2 separate regions of the Homo sapiens genome follow, and region 2 is linked to region 1. A link is a contact called in ENCODE Hi-C data. All regions are on one chromosome and are shown on one strand. The core of a region is the stretch at or near the end of the contact, and the rest is flanking DNA. Distances in the headings are between cores, read along the strand shown.

Region 1 (5,980 bases), core at 1,180-3,679:
TATGTAAAAATTAAAAAAAATAATAATAATTGGCTGGGCACAGTGGCTTGCGCCTGTAGTCCCAACTACTTGGGAGGCTGTGGCAGGAGAATCAGTTGAGCCAGGAGTTCAAGGCTCCACAGAGCAGTGATCACGCCACTGCACCCCAGCCTGGGTGACAGAGCGAGACCTTGTCTCTAAAACAAGACAAAACAAAAAAAAAAATCACTTCATGGCTAGGTTTGAGGAGAAAATACTGCACTTACAAAACCTTAATGCACAAGTTTAGTAACAATATTTATCATTTAACATAAGGAAGACTAACATGAGAAAGAAAAAGATTTCCTAGCACATCCACTTGCCTTTTTAAGCTTCTGATACCTCTCTTCTGGAGTGTCAAAACCATTTGTTAATGCAGAGACTGAAGGTCCATCACTGATTCCTAGATTTTAAGAAATAAAAATTTTTAGCTTACTAATAAATACTAACGTAAAAATGCCAGTCAATCATTCAGTGCCTCTATAATGTCGTATCACGAATTAAGGTTACTTGGAAGCACTCCCTAACTTACTTTTTTAAAATAAGCATTAATTTCAGTGGCCACCAGGTTAAACCCTCTAATAATGAACTTAGAGATGCGAATGTTTCAACATGAGAATAGGCAGTTCCAGCGTCTAAAACATGACTTAAAACACAGTAATCATGTAAGAAAACAATCTCTATGCTTGAATAAGTTTTGCTGCTTTAAAAGATTCCTGTATAAACAGACATCAATAAATCCCTAAGTATATTATTGCCAGAGTTCCAGTCTTGGTCAAGAGTTTGGAGTGGTTAATATCTATGCAAAGAATGTATCTTCAAGATTAAGAGAAAATTATTTCTCTAAGTGAAAACTCTTAGCTTCCTAGGGAAGTGATTCCAACTAGACACTACCTAAAGCCAAGGATACTATTTACCCCTGCATGGATTCCTTCATGATTCAAACATGGAAAATCAGACAGCAAAAATGGATATCCATATCAAAGGGAGTGAACCGTTCATATTGACATCAGCAATTTAAAAACTAGTCTTTGCTCCCCCTAAAAAAGGGGAAAAAAAATTTGCAACTTTAAGTGTCAGTGAAGTATTTCCTGTATACACACCTGTTGAGGCAGGCAATGAACACGTCCACTAATGCATAAAGAAATATCTCATTTATCTGCAAAAACCTGACCCTAGCCGGTCACAAAAGGGCAAATATTGTAAGATTCCACTTATATGAGATGTTAAGGGCAGTCAAATTCAGAGACAAATGGCGGTTGCTAAAGGCTGGGCGAAAGGAGAAATGGGGAGTTTAATGTGTAAAGAGTTTCAGACTGTGAAGATGAAGAAGTCCTAGAGATGGATGGTGATGTTTGCACAGCAATGTGAATGTACTTAATGCCACTTAACTGTAAAGCCACTTAAAATGGCAAATTTCATGTTATACCTATTTTACAATCAAGAAAAAAAACAGTCTGACCCTAATCCTCAAGCTCTCTGCAATGTACACGCCGCACTGTTTTAAGCAGCATCAAAACCATCATCTCTATCTGAGATCCTGAGTCCAATCACAAACCTACGGCGTATCTTCATTTCTTTCGTGCTTTTGAAACGTTTAAAGGGTAACACTGAGACCTGTGAAACCCGCCCAAGGCTACTAACAGCAAGAGGCCACCACCAAGCATAAGAAGTTGGGGGCTGGGGGATTGAAGGAGCCTTGGCTATGCACTGCAAAGTGCTAGCCTGAGCTTGCAAGGGAGGGATACCTGAAAACTCCCCATCGATGGCGAAGAAGTCGGCCTCCTCTATGGCCTGGTACACTTTGTGAAGATTACTCTTAAAATCTGCGGAGAAACCGAAAAGAGGCTCAGAACCAGTGGCCTGAATTCCTGCTAAGGGGAGAGGGAAGGAGGGCCGAGGAGCTCCCGAGGCTGAGAGCCGGAAGGGGAAAAGTCCCGGAGGTGTGCACCGGGGCGAGGGGAATCAAGTCCTCGAGGGGTGCATGGGTCAGGGGGGACAAGCCCCGGGGGGTGCCCGGCCCGGAGAAGGACAAGGCCCCGGATGGTGCCGGGGTTGGAGGAGTAAGTACAAGGCTCCTAGGGTGCACGGTCCGCAGCCGGAAAAGACCCCAAGAGGCGCACCGGCTTAAGGAGGGAAAAGCCCTGAGGGGCTGCCTCAGCCCCAGGCCCAGCCAAACACGCCGGCCATGGTCTCGGCCTAGCAGGCCAGGGGCAGCCGGGTGTGGGGAGGCGGGGAGGTGTACGGCGGACACGCACTGCTCCTGATTATCTCCATTCTGCAGAGTGGCCGGAACCTTGGCCCCACCCGGGCCCGCGCCCGCCTCAGCGGTTCTACTCGCCGAATTCCGCGGCGACTGCGGCAGTAGCTGAGGCAGCCGCAGCGGTGACGCCGGCCGCGACTTCCGGAAACAGCGCGCGCCTGCTGCGCTTGCGTCAGCGCCTGCGCGGCGGCGGGGGCGGGGCCAAGGCTGGGCTCCTTTCCCTCCTTATAGGGACAGGGGAGGGGCGTGGCTATCGAAGTCCCCAAGGCGTGGCCTAATTTGTGCGGGCTTTCACTTCAGTAGAAAAAATGTGCATGTCTCGACATCCAGTCGACCAGGAAATACTGACTGGGTTTCTGTGATATGCTAGCCACTCTTACAGGGGTGGAGATACAGTGATGAACAGGAAGACGTGCTCCCTGCCCCATTGTAGCTTAAACTTGGGGTAAGGGGAAATTCAGGCAGGAGTGAAACTTGCCATTTGGTAACACATGAAAATCGCTATTAAGAAAAAGAGCGGGGCGATGTAATAGAGAATAATGGGATCCGGGTGCGGTGGCTCACGCCTGTAAGCCTAACACTTTGGGAACCCGAGGCGGGAGGATCCGTTGAACTGAAGAGTTCGAGACCAGCCTGGACAGCATAGTGAGACCTGTCTCTTAAAAAAATAAAATTAGGCCGGACCCGGTGGCTTATGCCTGTAATCCCAGCACTTTGGAAGGCCGAGGCGGGCGGATCACGAGATCAGGAGTTCGAGACCAGCCTGGCCAACATAGTGAAACCCTGTCTCTACTAAAAATATAAAAATTGGCTGGGCTTGGTGACTCATGCCTGTAATCCTAGCGATTTGGGAGGCAGAAGCGGGCGGATTACCTGAGGTCAGAAGTTCAAGAGCAGCCTGGCCAACATGGTGAAACCCTGTCTCTATTAAAAATACAAAAAATTAGCCGGGTGCAGTGGTGCGCGCCTGTAATCCCAGCTATTCGGGAAGCTGAGGCAGGAGAATCTCTTGAACCTGGGAGGCGGAGGTTGCTGTGAACCGAGATCACGCCACTGCACTCCAGCCTGGGTGACAGAACGAGACTTGTTTTCAAAAAAAAAATTAAATTAAATTAAAAGAATAATAGGGGTTGTTACTTAGGTGATCACGGAAAGCAAAGCTGAGACCCTTAGCTACTGCATTAGCCTCTGGGAATACTATGTCGAGTGCAACATATGAGGCCCGGCCCTAATGGAATTGTATGTTGGTTTGGGGTTGCTGTTCTCCAATGCCTAGCACTGGGCTGACACGTAGTAGACACTCAATAAGCATGGGTTGAATGAATACATTCAGGTTGGTCTTTCACAAAAGCCAACTATGAAAAGTTGGTTAGTGCCGGATGCGATGGCTCACGCCTGTGATCCTGGCACTTTGGGAGGCCGAGGCAGGCGGATTGCTTGAGGCCAGGAGCTCGAGACCAGCCTGGGCAACACGGTGAAACCCCATCTCTACTAAAATACAAAGAATTAGCCTGGCGTGGTGGCGCACCCCTGTAGTCCCAGCTACTCGGGAGGCTGAGGCAGGAGAACTGCTTGAACCCGGGAGGCGGAGGTTGCAGTGAGCCAAGATTGTGCCACTGCACTCCAACCTGGGCGACAGAGCGAGACTCCGTCTCCAAAACAAACAAACGAACAAAAGGAAAGTTGATTAGAAGACCTATTTTCAAAATCTATCTCAGCCACTTATTAGTTCTGGAATGCATTAAACCTTCCTAAACCTCAATTTCCTGGGATTGTATTGAGGCTCAGTGGTGCTAATGAATGTGAACTGGGAAGCAGCGTATTAATAAATCTGTATAAATAACTGTTTAATGGGGGCCTGGCGCCATGACTCACACCTGTAATCCCAGCGTTTTCGGGGGCTGAGGCAGGAGAATCGCCTGAACCCAGGAGTTCCAGACCAGCCTGGGGAAAAGAGCGAGACCCTGTCTCCATAAAAATAAAATGAAATTTTAAAATGAGCCAGGCGTGGTTGTGCACGCCCGTAGTCCCAACTATTCACGAGGCTGAGGTGGGATAATCGCTTGAACCCGGGAGGCGGAGGTTGCAGTGAGCCAAGATCGTGCCACTGTACGCCAGCCTGGCGGGTGAGAGTGAGACTCTGTCTCAAAAACAAACAACAACAACAAAACAAAACCAAATAATCAGCATAAGTTCTAGACGCTGTGACCTAGACGCTGGGAAGGGGCGAAACGTGGTGATAAGAAAACCATTTCAAGCTGTACGAGGTGGCTCACGCCTGTAATCGCAGCACTTTGTAAGGCTGAGGCAGGAGGATCCCTTGACGCCATATGTTCAAGATCAGCCTGGAAAACGCAGCGAGACCCCATCTCTACGAAAAAAAAAATATTTTAATAGAAATAAAAGTCATTTAATTCCGATTCTTAACACCGTAAATTGAACGTATAGTCCTGTGATTTTCTACATAAAATGTGAAGGCAAAAAATAACTGTAGAGAGTACGGTGCGGCCTTGTAATATTTTAATTTCTAGGCAAAGCTTGTATCCTCCGGATACAAGAACAGCCGCCCAGGAGGAGCGGAAACTGACACACACCCGTCACCCCTTGGGCTGTGACTGCCGAGCCCGGGTACTCGGTCTCTGGGTGAAGAGGAAGGGGCGGGACCGGCGGTATTACGCATGCGCCCACTTCCTCCGGCTGGGAGTGGCCGCTCTAGGCAGCGGGGAGGTCGCGGGGTTGAGGGGGGTTGTGAAAGGAGAGCGGCCTCTCCTCTATGGTCACGGGGCCGGGGCACGCTTCCCCCACTCTGTCTTGTTACTTCCGGTAGCGAAGCCTCTCCCTCTTCCTCTGCTCCCGCGGGGTCTGTGCTGAGAATAATGGCCCGGTTGGCCCGGGACGAGTGGAATGGTAAGCCGCGACACGGCTGGGGGGTGCTGAGGGGGCGACTCGGGCTTGATATCGGGGAGTGATGTGGAAGACGGAGCGGGAATCCCTTCTGCGGAGCCTCCCCAGCCGGGTCGTAGGAGGCGCGCGGGGCCTCTCCTCACGCAGGCCCGAGTCCTGAGCATCCCCACTCCTGGCCGCGGGGTTCGGACCCCAGCTTGGCCAACTGCGCTATCCCTTCCCGAGAGCCCCACGTCCGCACAGCCGGTCGCTGGGCCTCGCCTGCGTCCTTTCGGGGGTCAGGGTCAGAGCCACTCCCTCCTGGGGCTCCCTAGGGCGGGAAGGAGGAGGGGTCGCTTCCAAACACCTTGGAGGGGAACCACGGGGCGCCTGCCCGCCAGGAGCGCTTGCCACACCCTGCAACAGCCGGACCAGAATTGATGAGGCTTCTGATAGTCGCCACGCTGAGTTTACGGTCTAATTGTCGAGGCACGTTCCTGGCCTAAGGCGGAGCGATTGTGCCCATTCTTTAAAGTAGGGTGACCGAAGCGCAGAAGGGAGAAAGTGAAATCCCAAAGTCACACTGGGGCCAGGCAAGAACTCGGCTCTTCTGATTCTGCGACTTGCGGCTCGGAAATAACTTAGGCAAAAGAGAATTTTCTTTTTTTTCTTTTTAGAGACGGAGTCTTGCCCTGCCGCCCAGGCTGGAGTGCGGTGGAGCAATCTCGGCTCACTGCAACCTCCGCCTCCCAGGTTCAAGCGATTCTCTTGCCTCAGCCTTCTGAGTAGCTGGGATTACGGGCCCGCGTAACCACG
Region 2 (6,600 bases), core at 432-2,931, 2.8 Mb before region 1:
TATTTTTTTGAGACAGAGTCTTGCTCTGTCGCCTAGGCTGGAGTGCAATGGAGACATCTCCGCTCACTGCCACTCTCCTGCCTCAGCCTCCCGAGTAGCTGAGATTACAGGCACCCGCCATCATGCCTGGCTAATTTTTGTATTTTTGGAGAGACAGGGTTTTACCATGTTGGCCAGGCTGGTTTTGAACTCCCGACCTCAGGTGATCCGTCCACCTCGGCCTCCCAAAGTGCTGGGATTACAGGTGTGAGCCACCACATCAAGCCTCTATGGTTCTTTTGGACATAGTTGTTTTACTTCACGTCAGATTTTTATTATAAGTTTGCAAAGTTTCCATTAGTAACCATGATGCAATTGTTCGAGTTACAAAGAATAAACACACAGATAAAAACAGCAAAGGTAGAAAATCACAACTTACAATCTGACCCTCAGTTCTTTACTTGGAATTTTCCATAATACCACCATTAAAAATAAACTTTCATTCTCATTCAAAAGCAACCCATAATTGTTTTTCCTGGACTTGCAATGCGTCAAGAGAGCGTCCACTGCCTTTCTAACCTGCAAAGTGGAAATTAGACAAATAAGTGAAATGTTTTCACAATAACTTACACAAATAAATGAAATGTTCTCAATCTAATTTAGCATTTGCCCCCTCCCACACCTTCTATTTTTTCCCTTCCAACTTCTATTTCAAGGGGTAACCTCCATAACCGTATCTATTAGGATCCTGCAGTTTATATTCACAGAAATCTAAGAATCCATCAAACATGCCTAAGTACCCACTTCCAGTACTGTGTGCAGAAGGGCACCTCTTCTACTTAAAGAGATTGGGCTAGAGGGAAACGTGCCCCTCCTGCCCTCAATGATGAAAGCAGTAATCCCAGGAAAAACGCAAAGCAAAATGCATTTAGCATTTACTGAGAACTCCTGGCAATTCTCCTGCCTCAGCTTCCCGAGTAGCTGAGATTACAGGCGCCCGCCACCACGCCCACCTAATTTTTGTATTTTTAGTAGAGACGGGGTTTCACCATGTTGGCCAGGCTGGTATCGAACTCCTGACCTCAGGTGATCCACCCGCCTCGGCCTCCAAAAGTGCTGGGATTACAGGCGTGAGCCACCGCGCCCGGCCTACTGAGCACCTTCTTACCATGTACCAGGCCAAAGCGCTTTACACTCATTACCTCTCCCGATCCTGGATAACGGGGAGCCGAAGGGCCCACTTTAAATAACGGGTAACAGACCTGCAAAACTAAGCGATTCGGTCAAGCGCTAATGATAGGGAAGCTAAGCCAGGTCGCCAGGTCTATCTCATCTAGCTCCACAGCACACTTGCAACCCAATTCACTAGCGCCAGGCCGCAGGACCAGGGAAAGCAGGCGCCCACCCACGTGTGTAAAGGGGAGAGACAGCTGAGGCACACGGCCCGCCAGCGACCGTCCCACAGCCCCGGGGAAGTCCGCCGAGCACGCACTCGGGTTCCGGCACCCTGCGCCTCACGAGGTAACCGCCACACTGCTTCCAAGCCACCCTCCCCAGGAACCACTCACCTGTTCTTTATCCAGCTGCTTCCGTGCTGTCGGGGCCGCTGGAGTCGAGGTGGAGGTTCCAGTAGCGGCTGCAGAAGACAGCGAGGCCGAGGCCGAATCCTCCATCTTGTTTCCACCTCGTGAAGAGGCGCGTGTGCAACCCCACTGCTGGCTTCTGGTGCGCACGCGCGAGCAAGCCCGGCCCCGGAAGCGAGGGGGCGGGAACCGAGCCTCTGTGCGTCATTTCCGGGAGAGCGTGGGGTTTCGCTCTCCGGGGCAGTGGCTGCTGTCAGAATCCCTTCTTTGAGGAGGCACCTGCTCTTCCGCTTTTCTCCAGCTTTCCATGAGCTGTGGGGAGTAGCTTGGGTGTCCTCTCACTCTTACTAGATAGAAATCAAGAAAGCGCCTTGAGGCGAGAGAAGAGTCCCGTCAGGAGGCCCAGTGGGGTCCTCCACACTCCACGGTCCCCGCCTCCGGGAAGGCCGCGCGTGGCATGGGCAGAGCGCGGAATCCTGGCTCCACTGCCCACCTGCCCGTTGACTTTAGGCGACGCCAACCCCAGGCTGGTGAGGAGTCCCTGAAATATAAGGCACGGGAGCCACCCGGAGCCACCCGACCTGCCACGTTAAGCAGCATGAGGGACCGAAAGATGAGTCTGGGCCAGTCTCTTAGGAGCTTCTGGTCTCGCAGAGAGGCGGGAGGTAAGATCCTGTACAAATAAGCGTGGCTGGTCGTGCGCGTGGCTGGCGTCTGGAATCCCAGCGCTCTGGGAGGCCGAGGCGGAGGGATTCCAGGAGTTGGAGACCAGTCCGTGCATATACGAGACTCCGTCTCTCCAAAAATTATAAACATTAGCCGGCGTGGTGGTGCGCGCCTGTAGTCCCGGCTACTTGGGAGGCGGAGGATGGAGGATCTTGAGGAATTCGAGGCTCGGTGAGTTCTGATCCGCGCCACTGCACTCCAGCGTAGGCAGTAGAGTGAGACCTTGTCGCTAAACAAACAGGTTAGGAGTGGAGGCTGGATAACTGACAAATGGAATACCTTAGAACAGGGGAGTCCAATCTTTTGGCTTCCGTGGGCCACACTGGAAGAAGAATTGCCTGGGCCCATATATAAAACTAATACTAATGATAGCCGACGAGCTTTAAAAAAAAAATCTAAAAAAAATCTCGTAATGCTTTAAGGAAGTTTACGAATTCGTGTTGGGCTGTATTCAAAGCCTGGCCTCCAGGGCCGCACGCGGCCCTTGGGTAGGACAGGTTTGCTTTGTAATGTCTTCCTCCCACTCCACCCGCCTCCCCAGAGGTACCCTTACCAGTGTCTCCTGGAACCTTCCAGAGATGTTCTAGGCATGTTTAGGAGATACTTCTCCTTTCTCTTGTTGGATGGGTTTAATTAATTTTTTTCCTTTTTTTTTTTTTTTTTTTTGTAATGGAGTCTCGCTCTGTCGCACAGGCTGGAGTGCAGTGGCACGATCTGGGCTCACTGTATCCTTCGCTTCCCGGGTTCAAGCAGTTCTCTGCCTCAGCCTCCCGAGTAACTAGGATTACAGGCACGCGCCACAACGCCCGGCTAATTTTTGTATTTTTAGTAAAGATGGGGTTTCACCATCCTGGCCAGGCTGGTCTTGAACTCCTGGACTTCATGATCCACCTGCCTCGGCCTCCCAAAGTGCTAGGATTATAGGCGTGAACCACCACGGCCAATTTTTTTTTAAAGAGGGAGTCTTGCCCTGACGCCCAGGCTGGAGTGCAGTGATCTTGTCTCACTGCAGTCTCTCCCTTTCGGGTTCAAGCAGTTCTCCTGTCTCAGCCTCCCGAGTAGCTGAAACTACAGGCGGACGCCACCATGCCCGGCTACTTTTTTTTTTTTTTTTGAGACAGAGTTTCGCTCTTGTTGCCCAGGCTGGAGTGCAATGGCGAGATCTCAGCCCACCGCAACCTCCGCCTCCTGAGCTCAAGCTATTCTCCTGCCTCAGCCTCCCCAGTAGCTGAGATTACGGGTATGCACCACCATGCCTGGCTAATTTTTTTTTTTTTTTTTTTTGAGACGGAGTCTTGCTCTGTCGCCCAGGCTGGAGTGCAGTGGCGCGATCTTGGCTCACTGCAAGCTTCGCCTCCTGGGTTCACGCCATTCTCCTGCCTCAGCCTCCCGAGTAGCTGGGACTACAGGCGCCCGCCACCACGCCCGGCTAATTTTTTTTTTTTGTATTTTTAGTAGAGACAAGGTTTCACCGTGTTAGCCAGGATGGTCTCGATCTGACCTCTGCCCTCGTGATGCGCCCGCCTCGGACTCCCAAAGTGCTGGGATTACAGGCCTGAGCCACCGCGCCCGGCGTTAATTTTGTATTTTTAGTAGAGACGGGGTTTGTCCATGTTGGCCAGGCTGGTCTGGAACTCCTGACCTCAGGTGATCCACCTTGGCCTCCCAAAATGCTGGGATTACATGTGTGAGCCACTGTGCCCAGCCTTTTTTTTTTTTTTTTTTTTTTTTTTTTTTAAGAAACGGAGTCTGGCTCTGTCACTCAGGTTGGAGTGTAGTGTCATGACTATAGCTTACTGCAGTTTGGAACTGCTGGGTTCAACAGATCCTCCGGCTTCAGCTTCCCGAGTAGGTAGGACTAAAGGTTCAGGTCACCACGTCCTGCTAACTTTTACAATTTTTTTGTAGAGATGAGGACAGGGAGGGGTCTCACCATGTTGCCCAGGTTGGTCTCGAACTCCTGGCCTCAAGGGATCCTCCCACCTCAGCCTCCCAAAGTGCTGGGGTAATATGCATAAACCACTGGACCTGGTCAAACTTTTACTTTTTAGAAAAAGACATATAGTAGCCTAGTATACCCATTGTTCCGCACCTTGCTTTTTCTTCTTAATATACCTTGGAGATTGTTCCAAGTCAGTACACAAAGCTCTGCCTCATCTTTTTAAACGGCTCTGTGGTGTTCCACCATGCAACAACACTACAGTTTATTTAGGAACTTTTTTAGGCGCCTTCAGGTTGGTTTCAGACTTTTTGCAACTAGTTATATAAAGTTTTGAGAGATGGAGGAATGAGAGTAATAGGCTTTCCTTCAATTGCTTTCAAAAGGTGTTCCTTCCATGAAAGGATGTTCTGCTAATCTCTAGTAATAGCCTTGTGTTTAATCAAGTTGTAGAAGAAATGTTCTGAAATCATTGGCACCTGCTTCCCTTTGTGTATTCTAGAATCTATTAGTAAGAGTGGTTTCCTTTTAGCACAGCTTAATGAATTGTTACACTGGGCTTTGTTGATCCATGTTTTGTAGTATTCTTGAGAATATGGAGGCTATCAGATGTTCTTTCACCTGAACTTAAGTTTGAGAACCATACTTGTAGGCCAAGGACACAGCATGAATGCTGGTGAAAGTGTATGGAAGTGTTTGGAAGCAGTACATAGCTAGAGCAGGAATGTGCAGAGGGGAGGAATGGGAGATGCAGTTTGGAAAGTAGGTAAAGGAATGAATTCATTATCAAGCTGAGGGTTTATACTCACTTTGGAGAAATTGTAAAGATAAAAGGTTTTTGAACTGGCAGTAGAGAAGAAAAGGTAGTGATGATTTATGCGTTAGGTAAGTTAATAATCTGGTTGTGATATTGTGGTTTTAAAGATGTGTCCTATCTATGGATTCTTTGATACCTCTCCCCTCAACTAATGAGGCTTCGTTTCCCTCCCCTTGAGTATACACTGAACTTAGTGGCTTGCTTCTATGAAACAATATGGCAGAAGTGATGCTATATCACTTCTGAGATTAGGTTATAAAACGACTGTAGTTTCATGGCCCGGGGAAGGTGGTTCATGCCTGTAATCCCAGCACTTTGGGAGGCCAAGGCGGGCGGATCACAAGGTTAGGAGATCGAGATCATCCTGGCTAACATGGTGAAACCCTGTCTCTACTAAAAATACAAAAAGAAATTAGCCGGGCTTGGTGGCGGGCACCTGTAGTCCCAGCTACTCGGGAGACCGAGGCAGGAGAATGGCGTGAACGGGGGAGGCAGAGCTTGCAGTGAGCCGAGATCTCACCACAGTACTCCAGCTGGGTGACAGAGCGAGACTCCGTCTCAAAAAAAAAAAAAGACCGTAGTTTCATCTTTGATGTTCTTTCTCTCCCTGTTTCCCTCTCTCATTTACTCCCTCCCTCATTACTTGTAAGGCAGCCCTGGAGAGAGGGAAGCCAGCTGCCATGTTGTGAGGACACTTGGGCAGCCACACAAGTGAGGTTGGAAGTGGATCCTCCCCGGGTCCAACCTTGAGATGATTGCAAACTCAAGAGGCCCTGAGCCAGAACCACTCAGCTAGGTTGCTCCCAGATTCCTGACCCATAAAAACTGTAATATCATAAATGTGTGTTCTTTTAAGGCACTAAATTGGGGTAATTTGTTATCCATCAGTAGATAACTAGTACAGATTAGTATACCTCCTGTCTTCAGACTCATAGACATATTCACCTGTCTTGGAAAAGTCCTATTAGGACCTTATCCTCGGCAAGTCCCGTCGTGAATCATCATCTTCTCAAACCTGCTTCTCTTCTTGTGTGTGTGTGTGTTTTTTTTTTTTTTTTTTTTTTTTTTTTTTTTTTTGAGATGGAGTCTTGCTCTGTCGCTCAGGCTGGAGTGTAGTGCAGTGGCACAGTCTCGGCTCACTGCAACCCCTCCCTCCCAGGTTCAAGCGATTCTCATGCCTCAACCTCCCGAGTAGCTGGGATTACAGGCACGCGCCACGGTGCCTGGCAAATTTTTGTATTTTTAGTAGAGACGGGGTTTCACCATGTTGGCCAGGCTGGGCTCGAGCCCCTGACCTCAAGTGATCCACCCACCTCCGGCTCCCAAAGTGCTGGGATTACAGGCATGAACCACCGCTCCCGGCCCCTCTTGTGTTTTCTGTTTCCATCATTGGTACCACCAAGCCAAATATGAGAGTTATTCTTAACTCTTTCCTTCTCATCCCCCAAACATAGTCAATAACAAAGTCTTGCTTGTTCCTTTTTTTTTTTTTTTTGAGATGGAGTCTCACTCTGTAGCCCAGGCTGGAGTGCACTGGCGCAATCTCATCTCACTGC

Evidence for each region. Hi-C counts contacts between places; a loop is a spot of excess contacts on that map. Pooled maps may share reads with other maps.
Region 2: a pooled map shows a loop between it and region 1 (10-fold over the local background). The contact joins the promoter of RSL1D1 here to the promoter of PARN in region 1. A Hi-C loop is called at or near these places in 9 of 50 pooled maps.

What each region holds. Positions count from the first base shown.
Region 1 is chr16:14,627,831-14,633,810 of GRCh38, forward strand. It overlaps PARN (poly(A)-specific ribonuclease), which reads right to left and starts at 2,430. Exons shown (of 24, transcript NM_002582.4): 1 at 2,277-2,430; 2 at 1,767-1,844; 3 at 342-421. The coding sequence starts at 2,295. BFAR (bifunctional apoptosis regulator) reads left to right here and starts at 5,121. Exons shown (of 8, transcript NM_016561.3): 1 at 5,121-5,188. RefSeq lists enhancers at 1,398-1,921, 1,922-2,443, 2,444-2,966, 4,566-5,133, 5,134-5,703.
Region 2 is chr16:11,849,861-11,856,460 of GRCh38, forward strand. RSL1D1 (ribosomal L1 domain containing 1) reads right to left here and starts at 1,682. Exons shown (of 9, transcript NM_015659.3): 1 at 1,548-1,682; 2 at 419-558. The coding sequence starts at 1,652. RefSeq lists enhancers at 844-2,043, 1,816-2,350, 2,351-2,884 and a silencer at 1,612-1,798.